Regions from separate parts of the Mus musculus genome. Here region 2 is linked to region 1. A link is a loop called in an ENCODE intact Hi-C map of the cell type or tissue named here. Cell type or tissue: left cerebral cortex. All regions are shown on one strand. Links, peaks and the distances in the headings refer to the core of each region. The heading gives the core; the rest is flanking DNA.

Region 1 (7,938 bases), core at 1,557-6,556:
GCTAGCGGCCCAGGTAAGGGCCAACAACATAACTTTGCCTTGGCAGTGCAGAGATACAACCCCTACCTCCTCCGCCCGGTGTGGGGAGGAGGGGAGCTGAAATCAAAAGGCCTCTGTTTTCTTTTCAGATAATTCAGGGCCTACCTATCCTCCTTCTGGTCTCTGTTGCTGCCCAGCAGGTCTCTGCCTGAAGCCCAAATAGATGAAGGCAAGGGCGGCGAAGGGCAGTTAATCCTACAGAATGGCTGGCTCTGTCAGGCCAAGAGTTAAGTAGGAAAAGCTTCCAGGCCCTAAGGACTGCAGCGAGCTGTGAGTTTTAATCAGCCTCCATCTCGGTCTATAAAAAGGCCGTCAATGAAAGCTACCTTGGCCATATTATCTCCCACCAATGAGCAAGAACTGCACGGCTCCCTTTCTCGGCTTTGGCCACCCCAGACCACAAGTGGCGCTTTCATGACTCTTAATCCGGGTTCCCAGGTCTGTGTGGCTCTCACATAACCAAACAGCCTGGAGCGAGGGCCTTCGCCCCACACACTTTTCAGGGACGTGTCATTTCTAACAGCAAGCTAATCTATATGTTGCCATGGCTTCCCCTTTATCTGCCTTTACATCTTATGAACTGCATGGATTTACCACATTATTTTTATCTGAAAGACAGAAAATGGTGGTTTTATTGCCATACAATCAGATTACTGCCGCTAGCTCCTCTATGCCTTTTTACCATACTTCAATCAAAAGGGATCCGTTTCTTTATGCTCTGCCCTTGATTTACTTTACATCTGTAAAGACGTAGTCTGGGTTGTAATCCCCTTATTAACTATGACCAGGGTTGATTTGCCTAAAAATAAAAGCAAATTGTGTCAGACCCTTTCACTTTGTTTTTGATTCCGAACTACAAAATGGATTACTAAAGAAATCTTCAGAGTTCACACGGCTGGTATAGTGCTGAATTTAAAATGAGAATTAAACAAGTTAAACAGGGGAGCCGTGTCAACGGTTTGCATCTCCCATCACGGGAGAAGGGCTGACTGCTTGCTTTTGTATTCTTCGGCTTTGCAGAGACAATGAAGCCACAGGAGTTTTTTCCAAGCTGTTCGGAACACGTCTCGTTTGCTAGCCTTCCTTTGGGGTTGTTCTTATTCCTTGCCTGGGCGGGGGTGGGGGGTGGGGGGTGGGGTCTAATCCACCCCTTTATGGGGGGAGGGGAACCTACCTAGAGAGAGCTCACTTCTCTCTAGAAGCTTACAGTTCTACCGGATCTGCATATTTTAATCAAAATATTTTAAACAGTCCAACACTTCTCTTTATGCAGGAATATAAGTGGCCTGAAAAACAGGTTCTTTATGCAGGCAGCAAAGGCAGGCGGTAACTGGAGACATTTTAATAATCTTTTGGAGAAGAGGCTTGTTAGTGTCCAATTCGTAATTAGATATTTTAAGAATAAAGTTTTCATTAGAATGTCAAAGAAATATTGTTCCTTAAAACAATTCTTTTCCCAGGGCCTACAGTCTATATATGCTGTTCCCTGCCACTCCCACTTCTGTGACGATGCCCTGCAGTCATGCTCGGATCTGGAATAGTCTCCCATTCCGAGAATGCCTTCTGAAATGCAGCTTCAAGTCAGGTGTCAGATTAAGCTCCGGAGAGCAACCCGAAATATTTCAGCTGAAGATTAGACAACAAGGATTTAGTTACTGCAGGGCCCTCAGTGCTAGTCTGAAGGAGGCTATCCTGTGGATCCAGCAACAGGATTCGTCTTAGTGTGCGAAGAGGCTCTAGGAAAGCTAATAAACCCATTCCAACACGCGGTTTTCAGGGGGTTCCTGGGGATGCTTAAAATTCACCTGTCTTTCGAGCTCCAGCTACCGAGTCAGATCCACCAGGGTCATTTGCATTTCTTTGCATTAGTAGGACAAGTGTCAAGAGCTAAGCTTTGTCAAAGATTTAGAACCAAGTGCCTAGCAAATTATCTTAGCCTCAACTCTCCTTTGGGGGCTGGAAGCTGTAATTGCAGGAGGTTAAGAAGTTCAGTCCCAGGACACATGACTCTCAGATTCTCATCTGAAAAGGCATCCACATTTGTCTTTGTGTTCTGCCAGGCTCTGCTGTGGAACAAGGACAACGCACAACCCATAGTTTATCATCCTGACAAAGCGTGAGGAGTGTGGATGTGAGGCAGTACCAATCCCAACCCCGGTGCTTTCTGGTTTGCTTTTTTCCCCCCTCTCTATATTAAAACCAACAAGATTGGCCCAAATGCAAACTGTGGAGCATAGTTCAAGGGGCTATTCAATCAATGCTGAATCTGTATTTGTTTATCTACAAAAATAGGAATTTCAGACACAATAGAAGGTAGGCTGGCGTATATGCGTTATTGACCGGTTATTTAAGCAGTGCTATCCATTGTAGTTTAGTTTATCAATTTGACAGGCCTGTATTTATTCAGAGCCTGACTAGGGAGAGGCCTGTGTTTCAGGTTATCTGGATATTATCCAGCCATTCTTTTGTATCAACTCAATCAATTTCAGGAATTCAGTATTATGTGTGGAAAAACATTGCATGGGAAAAGCACAGTGCTCTGTAAATTAACTAGTATGTATGTGTGACTTATAGAATTAAAAAAAAAAACCAGACATAAATTAATACTGGAAGGAAATATTCAAGGGTGTAATTTCTTTTAGAATCCTCTGCCAGTGTAGAGTTGCTAAGCCCAAGTGAAACTACTACCCATCAAAACCACAACAAGCAGGCACCGCTTTATTCCGGCTAAGACACTACAGTGGGGAGGGGGTTCTACTGAAATGTTAATTAGAAATGGTTGCCAGGCTTTGCAACTCTTTCCAGAACTTAAAAATAGTTGAAAAGTGACCTAAACAGCGCCCACATCTTCAGATACAATGTGACTAATCTGACAGGGCAGCCACATAATCTTTGAGTACACAGAACTTCTGATTATTACATAAACTCTCCAGGATGGGATGGCAGGCAATGTGATTAAAGTAGTTATGGAGACTCCAGTTTACAAAGGATTCTCTGGGCTCTACAAGCAAGCAGCTGCTGCATGCTCCCTGTGTCGACCACCTGCTAAAAAGGCTGACCCCAGAATGAAACAAATCTAATTACCAATGCCTGTTTCATGACAAGTGACTTGTTCATGCAAAGTAAGGTAAAGCTTCCAAGCGTCTGGCTACCTACCTGCCACATTTTACCTACAGAAACTTTTCTCTGAAAAAGTGAACAAGGGAGGCGATGCCAGGCACTAAAAACTAAAAGGCTCTTTTGTGTTACTCTTCCGAGGAAGAAGTCTTTCTGATCTCACAGACAGCATTCAGCCACAGGCTTTCCAAAGACTTCCAGCCATCCTCAAGAAAATTCTAAGACATTTTATTGTGGAGGCCAGGGAGTAATCACACAACTGCACGGTACAGGGAGGCCTGCTCCTCCAAAACCCAGGGCCCTAGCAGCTCTCTATACATCTGTGGCCACAGCTCGGAAAACTATCCTGTTGAAGATCAAATCCCTCCCTAACATAACAGGTTTCAAATCAAAGACATGATTCTCCAAGTGCTACGTGCACTTGGTGGCAGTGCTGTTTAAACAAATCAGTATTTCTAATCCTTCCGTCTGCACACCCAAGTATAGTGGTCACTATGAACAGAAAAGATGGTTATGTTACTCAGAAGGGGTTTAATGGGAATTTCTTTAAATTAGACTTAAATATAAATATTAAATCTAGGCAGTGGGGGGGGGGGGGGAGACTCGGCCTCCCCAAAAGAGGCTGTGAGTGAAAGTGCAAAGTGGAGAGAGGGAGGCAGCCCAGGGAAGGGATGGGGGGATGGGCGCGCTCATAGCTAGCATTCGGCAGGGAAGGGTGACCTCTGTAGGCACCGCGAGCGTCAGCAGCAGCTACCACCAGGGCCCCAGTCCGAATGGCAAAGGCTGCAGCGCTCAGATCCCAGCCAGGCGCCTTCGGGCACCACCAGGTGCCTGTAGATCCCGTGTGGATGCAAAGATACCACGCCAGGAGAGCAAATGCAACACCTTGCTTTAAAAAACAAAACAAAACGAAAAAATTCTTTAACAGATCAAGACTACGTTAGAGGGGGGCCGCAGTAAGTTTAAAACAAGGGCCTCCTGGCAGCAGGCAAAAAAAAAAAAAATGTTTTGAGTCATTTACAACTATAGATTTTTTTGCCCTTTCGAAGGGAAACGTGTTTGGTCAATTATGTTGCTGAATTTGAAATTTACCACTTTCAAGAGAGTAGGTACAATTCTTTGCTTATGTGGTAATTTCAAAAACAATTCGTTCACCTCTACTCTGAAGCCGTGCACCGCACGCTCAACTCCAATTAGGCCATTGATTTTGCTTCTAATCTGAAAGGTCTGACTCCAACCAGGAGCCAGCCGCGTCTCCACGCTCTCCTAGGGCTGAGTCCAGAATTCCGCACAGCACTTTCTGGCGGTGGTTGGGAAATGAGGTAAGAAGCAGCACCCAGGCACGGTTACTGGGGCCATGGCTGCGTATTCCAAGGGATGGCTAGCATTTTCGAAACAAGGAGCGCACTCAGGGAGACCAGACCTGAAAGTTAGTCTCAGGCCTGGTTTTCTCCCGACTGTGCGCTTTGCTAAAAGCAAGTCTGACTCCCGATTCCCCAAGTGCAAAGGCTGCAGCGTTGACTGGGTAGGGCCCTGAAGGCGTCGTTAAAATTAAGCCACCTAAGTGGACCGCGCCGCACTGGACCTAGACCACCAGTTCCGACGCGAAGGGAGAGGCCGACATGCAGAGAGCTCGCCGCCTGAGCTCTCTGGCTGAGCCATCGAGCTCCCCGCGCACATTCGGGCTAGCAAGAAGGCGCCGAGGTATCCCGGCTCAGGGACGCCCCGGGCCCAGCTCCCTTCCTCTAAGGGACGCTCCACCACCCCAGACTCTCAGTTCTTGTCGCCTTCTCGCTGGGCCCCGGCCCGTGGCTCCCGCGCTCCTCGCAAGCGCAGCATCTCTCGGAGCCCGCCAATGTGTGTCTGTAGCCCCGTTAGTGGCAACGTCCTCCGTCCTCGAAAAAGAAAGGAGGCCGGGTAGCGCCATCAGACACCTTACCGGGCATGCCACCAAGTCGCCAGGGCTTTGGGACTCCTAGAGCACTTGAGGTTGGAGCCTAATTAGAGTACCCTTGGAACCCGCGCTCTCAAGATCAACCGGTCCCCACCTAGAGAAATGTGGAAGGGTGGGGGATAGGGGACAGGAGCCCCAGGTTCTAGAAACAGGGTCCAAGGCCTCCTCCCGCCCGGACCATACAGCGTACCCCGGGCGCCGGCCGAGGGCACCGCGGAAGAGAGAAGGCTCGTGGACACCACTTACTTGGAGTTCGAGGAATTCCAGTAGATAGGCTCTAAAACTATCGATCTGGAGATCGCAGTTCTGCACAAAACCATCAAAAGTCCCCAACAGTACTTCCACACAGAGTCCCTCCTGGACCGGGCCATGGCCATGCCCAAGCCGCTCCCAGTTCTGCGCACTCCGGGACGCGTTGGGACCGGCCGCGGGCAGCGACCCCCAATCCTCCGGGGCGGACACGCCGCGCCGCTCCCGCGGTCGCCGAGGCCAGGTGCGCTCACCCTGCGCGTCCCTCAGCGCGCGGGGTGGGGTCGAACGCGCGGGGCGCGGCGGCTCGGCGGACTCGGGGCTCCGGGGCGCTGCGCCGGACGCAGCTGGGACAGTCGGCTCCCGTGCGGCTCCAGGGTGCCGGGCCAGCCGCGGAGGGCGGGCGCGGCGAGGGCACTGGGCCGGGACAAAGGCCCGCAGCGGAGAGACGAGTCGGTGTGAGGCGGCGGGTGCTGCTCCCCGAGAGGGGCCGCCTGACTATAGATCCAGGACAGCGGGCAGTGGCCCGGGCAAGCGAGCGCCGCGTCGGCGCGGTTCCATGTCCTGGAGCGCAGAGATAAAGGGCGCCTCCTGAATCCTCGCAACTCGCGGCCACTAAGCAGTCAGGAGAGCACTGGAACCCCCGCAGGCGTCTGACGCGCGCGGGCCTTTGTGTGCGGGGAGGGCGCCAGGACCCGCTCTGCGCGCAGCTCCGCGATCCGACCGGTGCCTCTGTCCCCGCCGCGGAGAGTCAGCGCGCCGGGCGCGCTGTCAGAGCACTATAAACGCGGGGCCCCGCCCAGTCAAACGCAGCCCATTGGCTCGCCGCGCCGCGAGCGCGCGCTGATTGGGCAGCATTCCCGTCAGTCTGCCGCCCCCTACCCGACACTGGGCACCCAGAGGTAGGGCGCCCCTGACAGGTGAGCCCCGCCCCCAGGACGAGCCCCGCTGGGCGCCGGGCACAGGGTTGGTCGCCTCTTAGCCACTCGCACCAGCAGGGTCACCTCGCCCGGCAAGTGCCTGTGCTGGCGAGTGCCCTCGCTAGGATAGGGCGAGACGTGGTGGACGCAGCGTTCCGCCTTGTGGCGCTCGCTCCCTGCCGCCCCTCGCGCGTATGGCGCCCTGGTACTTGGCGGATCCCTCTGAGCCATTAACTGAGGGCCTTCTAACTTGATTCTGGCACCAAGTGTTCCGGCCCGGTCCGACGCAACTCAAATCAGACTCTCACGAGGCTGAGAGCCTTAGCAGCCCACCGGCAGTGCGAGCCAGTCTGCCGCCCTTCCCGACCCCGAGACCCAACTCCGTGCGCCCGCTCCCTTTCCGGTCCTCTCCCCGCAAGAACAGCGCCTCCAAAGCTCCACTACCAACGTCTGGGAGGACTTTTCTTCACTAGCTCCCGGGACACCCCGCGACCCCACAGTGGCCAGGAAGTTAGGTGTGACCCGGACAACTATCAGTCAGAGAAGTGGCAGTTGTGATACTCGGTTGCTTGCCCAAGACCGATTTTGAAAAACTGAACCACGGCTGTGACTTCTACGGATCCACAGCGCCCACTAGCGCCCACTTTTGCCTCTCCGTACTTCAGAACAAGCCTACCGGTTACAGGATCAAATCTTAAGGATCCAGATATTCCCAAGTCGAAAACCACTTGCTTAAGATGCCCGTTATCAGAGAGAACAAAGTAGGTGGAAGGCACAGTCCCATGTACAGCCCATGGCCCAGCAAAAATTAACCACGTCTCTTCTTACAATGCTGTCCATCAATACCAGAACTTCTTCAAATGGAACTAAGCAGTTTCCACACCGATATCTTTAAAAACAAGCCCCATGATTTAGTTACTAACTACTCCCAACACCCCCCCCGCCCCCTTCATCCTTCTTTAAAACAAATTTCGAGCTTTAAAAAGTGTTGACTTTCAAAAACCTTAATGTAAGTTAGTGTATACTGCAACTACGAATTGGTTTGGAAAAACTCGTTTAAGACCAAAACACAATGTATTGAACACACCAAAATACAGCTTTAAGAAACCCTTTTCTGTAATTACTATTTTTAACTATGCCTGCAATATGATTGTGGGTGGGGAGATGGGATTCACGCTAGGTTAAACAAGGGTTACACACACACACACACACACACACACACACACACACACACACACACACACACACACAGAGTAATGTTTAACTTCCTGACTGAAAAAACTGACAGGAGCTGCTATTTGACCTTTACTGGAGAAGAGGAAAAAAGGGCACTTGTTTTAACCCAGCTTCTAAAAATACCATTTTCAGTAAGCCAGATACCCTAACACTCAAGGCATTTTACTTTGGGGACAACGTAAATATACTTTAAAAAAAATCAAAAATAATCCTGTGTGACTTCTAAAGGGGACATGGAGTCAGTAACTGCACACATATCATTTTGGTCCTCAACTGTTTATCCAGTCATTTAGGAAATTAAAACATAACCTCAAGCCATTTATATTTAACATTACATTTGTCATTATCCCAGGCAAATACAAAAGAGAACCATAGAAGAAATCCTAAAGCACGGCCACAGCAAGCATGCTGCAGTGTCTCTGA
Region 2 (7,938 bases), core at 1,833-6,832, 620 kb before region 1:
GATGGGGCCTTCCCCTTCTCAGAGGAGAAGGGGAGGTACGGAGAGGCTGTGTGAGGGAAATAGGGGCTGTGACTGAGATATAAAGTGAATAAACGAATGAATTTTTAAAAGTTCTTATTTTAGATACCATGTGTATTTGTGCTCAGTTCCCTGGCATTTATCACATATTAACATTTTAGTCACCCCATTTTTTAAGATATTATTATTATTATTATTATTATTATTATTATTATTATATCTAATAATTGCAGCTGTCTTCAGATGCACCAGAAGAGGGCGTCAGATCTCATTACGGATGGTTGTGAGCCACCATGTGGTTGCTGGGAATTGAATTCAGGACCTTCGGAAGAGCAGTCAGTGCTCTTAACCACTGAGCCATCTCTCCAGCCCTAATCACCCCACTTAAGAGATGCTGTAAGGATGATCTGTTGCTAACTGAGCTTCCTTTCTATACCTCCAACTCACTGAGCCCATTGTTCACTGGCAAAGCCTGGACAGAGAACTAGTATATTCCTATTCATCATACATTTGGTCCCTTAAGTCTGGATGTTCTAAAATTAGCCAGGTATGTGATGATTGGGGAGAAGACACTATGGGAACCTGGAGTAGTGGTTGCTGTTGTCTTAGCTGCAATCTTTTACCTCCTTTCAGATTGTTAATATTGCTGTAGCACCCATCCTCTGTGGCTGGAGTAATATAGGAAGCTAAGAAGGCCACTGTTGTTTCTTTATCCCAATGTAGACCTGCAAGACTCATTATACAACTAGACAGTGAAGATTACAGCACCCATAGTGCCTCGGGGCAGAGACCACCTCTGCTGTGGGTAACTTCCTCTTCCTGACTGTGTTTCAGTAACAGAGTTGTTTGATGTATGGTAATTACTTATCTTACCTCATAAAACTCTTCTCTTTACTATTCCTCTCATTTAGAATGTAACTCGCATTTGCTACTGCTGTGAGAGGTTGTTTTCAGATTATAACTATAACCAGTTTTCTTGGCAACTTGGTAAAACTTTTTGCATTATCCTAGTATGTTGTGTGTCTACAACTTTCTGATGCAACTTGTCTTCAGCATTTCCACCTTTAACTTCCCATGTCTATACACACACACACACACACACACACACACACTCATGCATGCATGAATGCACACACGCACACGCACAGCACACATTCCACTCAAATCAGATGGAAAAATACATATTTTATTGCATGATTCATGAGGCATGGGGGATAGCTTTGTTGTTACAGGGCTGTAGAGATTACAGCAGTGCTTATGCAATTTCATGATGTTCTTGGCATTGTAAAATAGGTGTAATCTCATTTTCTACGTCTGGAGGCTTTTGCAGGATAATGACTATCACATAGTTAAGAGAATTGATATGACAGGTGGAGTTGAGTGATGGGGTTTTGGAAGGGGATTTTGTGCATATGATGTGTTTCCCTGGCTGTGGTGCACGTGGAGTCTCCATGATTCCATTTGAGCTCTGACACATTGGGGAGGACCTCCCATTGCTCCTCTTAAGACTCATTTAGCCTTTTCTAGCAACCTTCTTCATGGACACATCTGTTCTCTTAACATCAATGCCTCATCAGTAAATGTCTTTGTTTCTTATTTTCTGCAGACCTCTCATGTTATAAACGTTCTGGAGAACAGTTTTCCCCTTTGTCCTTTTCATTTGAAGGAGCTCTAGAAATTTTTATTTGCAGAATAATGTCAAATTTTAAAAATAAAAATAAAAAAAGGTCAAAGGCACTCTTGAGGAGCAAATGTTAATCAACTTCCTTGTAGCTCAGCCCCTAAACTCACAAAGGGATGTCATTTTTCTAGGTGACAATCCTGAAATTGAATGCTTTGAACAGGAAATCCCTGGATGGACATTGTTTGATTGTCTGTCTTTACACATTGGCCCTCTTTTTTTTTTCTCTGAACAATCCCAGAATTACCTGGTGTATTGTTTCCTTGTCAGCCTGTGATGCTACCTAAAGTTGGTATATAAGGTGAGATACTAGTGTTTAATTTAAATCTACACTTATACTATAAATTTGACAAAAATCACTTACGTGCAAATATTTTCTATGGAACACTAAACTCTGGTATATTTCTCAATACCACTTTATGCTGTTTTAAACTCTAAGAGCAAAGGGAATTAAAACAAAGACCCTGGAGGCAGAGACGATGCAGAGTCTATAATGGGGGATAATCTTGTCTACATTTTTATATTGGTTTGCTAGGAAAATCCCTTTTAGATAATTCTTTTGGCAGAACAATGACACAATAATTTGTACCAAACACTCTCTCAGGTAAGAGGAGAAAACTGCTTAGGAGATAAATAACAAGATTAAGTAAGAACATAGAAGCTTCTTAAAACAAATATCTAAATGACACCCAAAATGTCTGGGAAATTTAGGGAGCACAGACTTTTAAAGGATTGGTACTTTAGAAGACAACTTGGAAATATAGACAGCAGGAGACTTATCAAGGCAAGTGACAACAAGCTATGGCTCCATCCATGCACTTTCTGTCAGACAGTTTGAGGAAGAGCGTGAAAAGGGGATTTGTGTGTGGGGTGGGTACCCCAGGCAGACACAACTGAATCTATGTCATTTAGTTTTCACAGGGTGACTGGATGGTGGTGTTGACCAAATGAAATGACAATGTTGTTCCCAAACAGCAGCAGTGCTCAATCCGTGTATCCTGTATATTAGATAATTATATTATACTTCAAAACAGTAGCAAAATTACAGTCATGAATTACTAACAAAATAACCTTAAATCAGGGGATCACCACAACATGAAGAACTATATTCCAGGGTCAGAGCATAAAAAGGGTTGAAACCACAGCCTTATATTTCTATATGTTTGACCTTTAGAAATAAAACTGGGCAGTACAGTCACATACACTTTTACATTATTTTGGCCAAGGTGACCTGCACATGAAATGGTGGTACTATAAAATTTTAACAACACTGAAGCAGATGCCATAGCTTAAGAGGCAAGAAAACAGGAAACTAAAGAAGAGGAATAGAATAAAAATTTAGAGTGAGGAGCTTAACAAAATCTCTGGCAGATGTCAGTAAGCTCCCTATAAACTATGGATGTGTGGGTCTGATCAGTAACATAGAGGAGTATATATATATATATGTGTGTGTGTGTGTGTGTGTGTGTGTGTGTGTGTGTGTGTGTGTGTGTGTGTGTGTATGTATATATATATATAATGGAGAAGTAAAGAGAGAGAGAGAGAGAGAGAGAGAGAGAGAGAGAGGAGAGAGAAGGAGGAGGGGGAGTAGGTGAGCAAGAGAAGGAAGAACATTATGAGGGGGCAGGGTGAATGGGAGGACAGAGAAAAGAAAGTTAAAAAGAGAGAAAGAGACACAGGACAAAGAAAGGCAAAATAAGGGGTGCAGAGGGAAGAGAAAGGAGAAGAGAGAGGCACATAGGAAGATGAGATATAGTCAGACATATTTCTAAAGTGTAACAACTCCAAAGAAAGCAACCAGGCAGGCCACCCAAAGGTACAGAGAAGCCATTGTTCTCAGAGGAGGGATAGTATCACTCATGGCACTGCCACTGAACATGTTCCTCGGAACAAGATGTGAAGAGAAGACAGAAATGGACAGGGAAGACAGGGCTGGAGCAGAGAGAAAGAGAAGGATGGAGAGAGGAGACAGAGCTGGAGGAGGGGGGCAGATGAGGAAGGAACATGGGGCTGGAGAAGGGAGGCAGGGAGGAGGTTAAAGGGAGGAGGAAGAGATGAAGAAGCAATAGAAGGGAAGTGTGAGTCCTAGGCTGTATCTGTGTTTTTCTCTCAGAAATAAACAACTATAAAAATAGTGTCAAACAGTTCTAAAACTTAAGTTTCTATAGAAAAGAAATGTTTAATGAATCTTGGAGAAATAGTCTTTTAGAAAATCATTATGATTATGATTTAAAGAAACACAAAGCGTTCACAAAGTCAAAGAGGGTCACAATAATGTCACCTCCCTCCCTAACTCACAGAGTGGTGAAGATACCCACAGAGCTGTACTATTTGATATTTTTACTTCTAGTTTTGAGTGAAGATTTTTTTTATGTTTCAATAGACTTCAATACACAAACACTTCATCATTCTGTTCTGTTTGCCGGGAACATTCCAGGCAGTGATATGCCAGCAGGCCTGTAGCCTAGCACATGTGCTATCTGTGCAGCCTAATAGTCCGGGAGTCTGTGCTAACTGAGTTTCTGTAAACCCACTCTGTGCCAATTAGACAACAATGAAATCGCCTGAGATGAAGCCATCAGAATACATCCCACTGTCAGCAATATGTGACTTAAATTGTCTGGATGTAACATCTCCCCTCTTAAGGCAGTCATGCTGAACCAAGGGAGAAATGTAGCCCATTCTCAGACATCTTCAGTCTGCAGTGATGAGTGTGGTTGTCCTGAATGGGAAGGGAGTGGCACTGCCATGGAGTGGATGGAGACCAAAGATGCAGCTACACAACCTGCAACACACGGCATCGTACCTTACAACCAAAACCTGACTCAATCAATCCAAGGGACACAAACCTTTATTGAGGTCCACAGAGTACACAATTACACGTTGAAAGTCTTCAGTGAGTAAAGGTTGAAATCTTGGGTCTGTGATAAAGGACACATGCTGCAGTCATGAATTCTATTTCTGTAAATGTCAGAACTGGCAATCCGATGGCCAGTACTCACCACATTCAAGAAGCATTTTGTGCAAGGCAGGAAATTCTGAGTCAGCTTTCTCATTCATCAGACAGGCTCAAAGCAAAACTAATTTTTTTTTGCAGTAAGTTTTATTTCCTTATTGATTTTTAAATAACTTCTATGTTAATTATAATCAAATACTTAATAATGTATACAGTTGTTGATCTTTTCTAAAATATAATTACAAATCAATTATTCATTCTCAGACACCACCTAACGAAGAATCAGAGGAAACAAGCATTCAATTTCCCAAGCTGAAGCACTGTGGATTTTATAGAACTAAAAAGGAACAGGTCTATGAACCTATTAGAAACCTTGAAATAAAAGCCTAGGGCATGAAAAAGAACTCTAGATTGCAAATTATTCCATTTGCACATTTGAGATCATTTCTTATCTGTGTAATCAGTAAGTAGCTTAAGTCTTTGTGTGGTGGGAAAAATATGTATATTCTCTTGTAAGCTTTAAAAAAATCTCCAAATTGGGCACTTGCTAATTATGGTATTCATGCCTCTAGCTATTGAGTGGACAGAAACAATGTGGGCATTGAAATGTGTAAAGGATGCCCTGTCTGATTTCAGCAAGCTTAATATGTTAGAAAAAATGCATTGTGCCATGTTGAATGAGTTGTAGTAGAATGCCCTGGTACTCTTCCACAAATGGCTTGGTCTCGACCTCTTCCCTGCTCAACAGAGCCAACTGGTCTTGAGATCCTGTTGGGAACAGAGAGAGTCTTGGTGGGTGTGAGTACAAATGTGTAAGACAGCCTGCTTGCTCCCTCTCCTGTTGCTCATTCTAAAAACACATCTCTAGGACAGTTTCTTCCATGTTCTCTGTGCAAATGTTACTGAAGGGCATGTTAAAGGTTGCCCTTTTACACAATTCCTTTTCTAGAATATTCTCCCACAAAAGGTCCTCTGCTTGATGTAGAGACTCAAAGGAAACAATGTCACATTGGTCTCTAGTACTGATTGCTCAGGACATGCCAAGGAACAAGGACATCAAGGGGTCCTCAAGCTGGCTGTATGCCATAAAATGAATTCTGCCTTGGTGGAAGTGACCAAGGCTTAAACCCTTATGGACCACCTGTTAGGTGCTGAGACCAGGTAACAATTCTTGCTGGTCTTTCCTCTTCTCCTTATATTATTATTATTTTTTCAGACTTATTCTCTTTGTCAAGATTTTGAACTATCATCTATAAAACGCCAATACTTCCAAGAAGTTTTCCTTGGAAATCCCTCAACAGTGTGTTTCTTCCCAACATAGTCAGAAATCAGCAGGAATAAGTTGGCCAGGAGTCTAGTACAGCGTCAGGTGCCTTTGTTCCTCAGTTATTATTACATAGTGATCTGATTATGACCACTGGCCACTCAGGACTGCAGACTACTGAGTAAATGTCTCACAGCCGGCCATTATATCCAGGAACATGGCAGTGGCTTCTCTGAAGTTCCAGGGCAGCCTCTGTGAGTACCTATTCCTGTCGTGGGGCTTCCAGAGGCCAAGAGAAGCTCTTCATAACCACCTCTGTTAACTGACATCTGCCAGATTATTCCTCCACTGGAATGAGCAGGATGACTGCCTATCAGCCACTAAAACGTCATGGAGCTCAGGAGAGATGCTGCTGCCCATGCTGTTATTGACAGTACTGTTCCTATTCCCACATCTAACTGCTGAACCCATCCCCTAGCCAGAAAAGCCTCTGCACTCTAAATCAGCCTGGCTACTGTAGTAAATCTCTGCTGTTTGGCTTGGAAATAGCACAAATTTATTCCTCATATTTCTGGAGAGCAGAAGTTGGAGGCTAGGGATCCACCATGACTAAGATCTGGTGGAGGTTTTGCTTTGGAGTTTCAAGTGGCTCCTTCCATGTGCTATCTTTGCATGAACAAAAGAGAAATACACCAATCTGATCCCACCGGGAGAACTCTGGCTTCATGGCCTCACCTTTGCAGTGCTCTCCTACTGGGCATTGCTTGCCGTGAACGAATCTGGCAACACTAGTCGCATGTACAGCTCTACTATTTGGATGATAAACAAATGAAATTTTTTGTGCCTTCCATTTAGTTTATACCTGCTATAACCAGCTCATCTCTGGCTTCCTAAGGATAGGGAGTATTCTCAGATGTCATTTACATTGTGACTGTTTCCATTGTGCGAACCCAGCACTTGCTATTTAGAAGGTCACACGGCATCATCTGACATCCCTGAGTTGTATATGTTGACTAAATCAGGCTTCACAAAGTACTAAGTAGCAGGACACTTCCCTGAGCCAGTCCCATCTGGATAGAAGGAGATACATTTAGACTACAACTTTATAAGCCATTTACAGTATGCAACTTTATAAACCAGTTTCATTTGGTTTCCTGGAAGTTTCAGTCATGGCAGCTATGTCTCAATTTGTCTCAGCTCACTACTTCACTAACCAAAGAACGGGCCCATTTTGCAGATTATTATTAATTTAATTATGATATATATTTTATTTTGTATTTATTCATTTATTTTAGTATTCTACAAGAGCTTTTATATGGACTTGAATTTCCTATAAGATCATAATTTATTCTTGAACCTTCCTCAGAGTGATGTTTTAAACACCCTTAGTAAATTTTTAACAAGAATTTTATGACTTTGATATAGTGTACGACAAAGTCCAAAACATTAGTTGTGTGACAATGTCTAAAATATTATCTCTTTTTAAAAGTCCAAAATTGATTAAGTATATTGCAGCATTAATTTAAGCACAATTTAGTTATAGTCTCCACTCCAGAGTTAAAGGCATTATTTCAACATTTCTGATCTAACAATAATACATATGCTTCATTTTGCTGTGAAATAATTACATAAGAAATGATGCAGGGTCTTTTTCAACAAACAGTTTCAAAATTGCACATTGTATCATTTGGGGTTTGAGTACTGAGTGCACGCACATGTGTGCATTTTAAATAGTACATTGAGATTTAGCTATAATTAAAACATCAAACATGTTTTCATAAACTGATGTGTGTAATTTTTTTCTGAAGAAAACAATGGGTATATTTTTATAGTGTTTCTTCATACTGTTTCTAAATTAGGACATGGGAGATTTTAGTCTGCATTTGCAAGCTCTTTTCTAAAAATAATACATTGAGGACATGGAAAGTCTTTATTCTGAACAAATGAAAAGACAGTTTGGATATAATTATCTTTTCGGCATTTGGTTTTGAAGAGCTAGAGACAACCTCAACTGCTAAG

Evidence for each region. A loop is a pair of places that touch in the nucleus more often than their neighbours do. Peaks named below come from ENCODE experiments on the same cell type or tissue, not always from the same donor. Only the 100,000 strongest peaks of a DNase experiment are listed, where the experiment ranks them.
Region 2: a loop joins it to region 1, with 3.0 times the contacts of the local background. A loop is called at or near these places in 3 of 42 quality-filtered maps.

What each region holds. Positions count from the first base shown.
Region 1 is chr8:8,655,128-8,663,065 of GRCm38, forward strand. It overlaps Efnb2 (ephrin B2), which reads right to left and starts at 6,115. Exons shown (of 5, transcript NM_010111.6): 1 at 5,357-6,115. The coding sequence starts at 5,487. In left cerebral cortex, for the core only: CTCF peaks have their summits at 3,901 and 6,246; DNase peaks (open chromatin) are centred at 1,679, 2,082, 2,953, 3,394 and 6 more places; H3K4me3 peaks cover 5,000 bases; H3K27ac peaks cover 4,759 bases.
Region 2 is chr8:8,039,785-8,047,722 of GRCm38, forward strand. No RefSeq gene overlaps it. Among named protein-coding and RNA genes, the nearest start is that of Gm31401, 39 kb to the right of the region's middle. In left cerebral cortex, for the core only: no CTCF peak of the experiment used is centred there; DNase peaks (open chromatin) are centred at 4,611 and 6,486.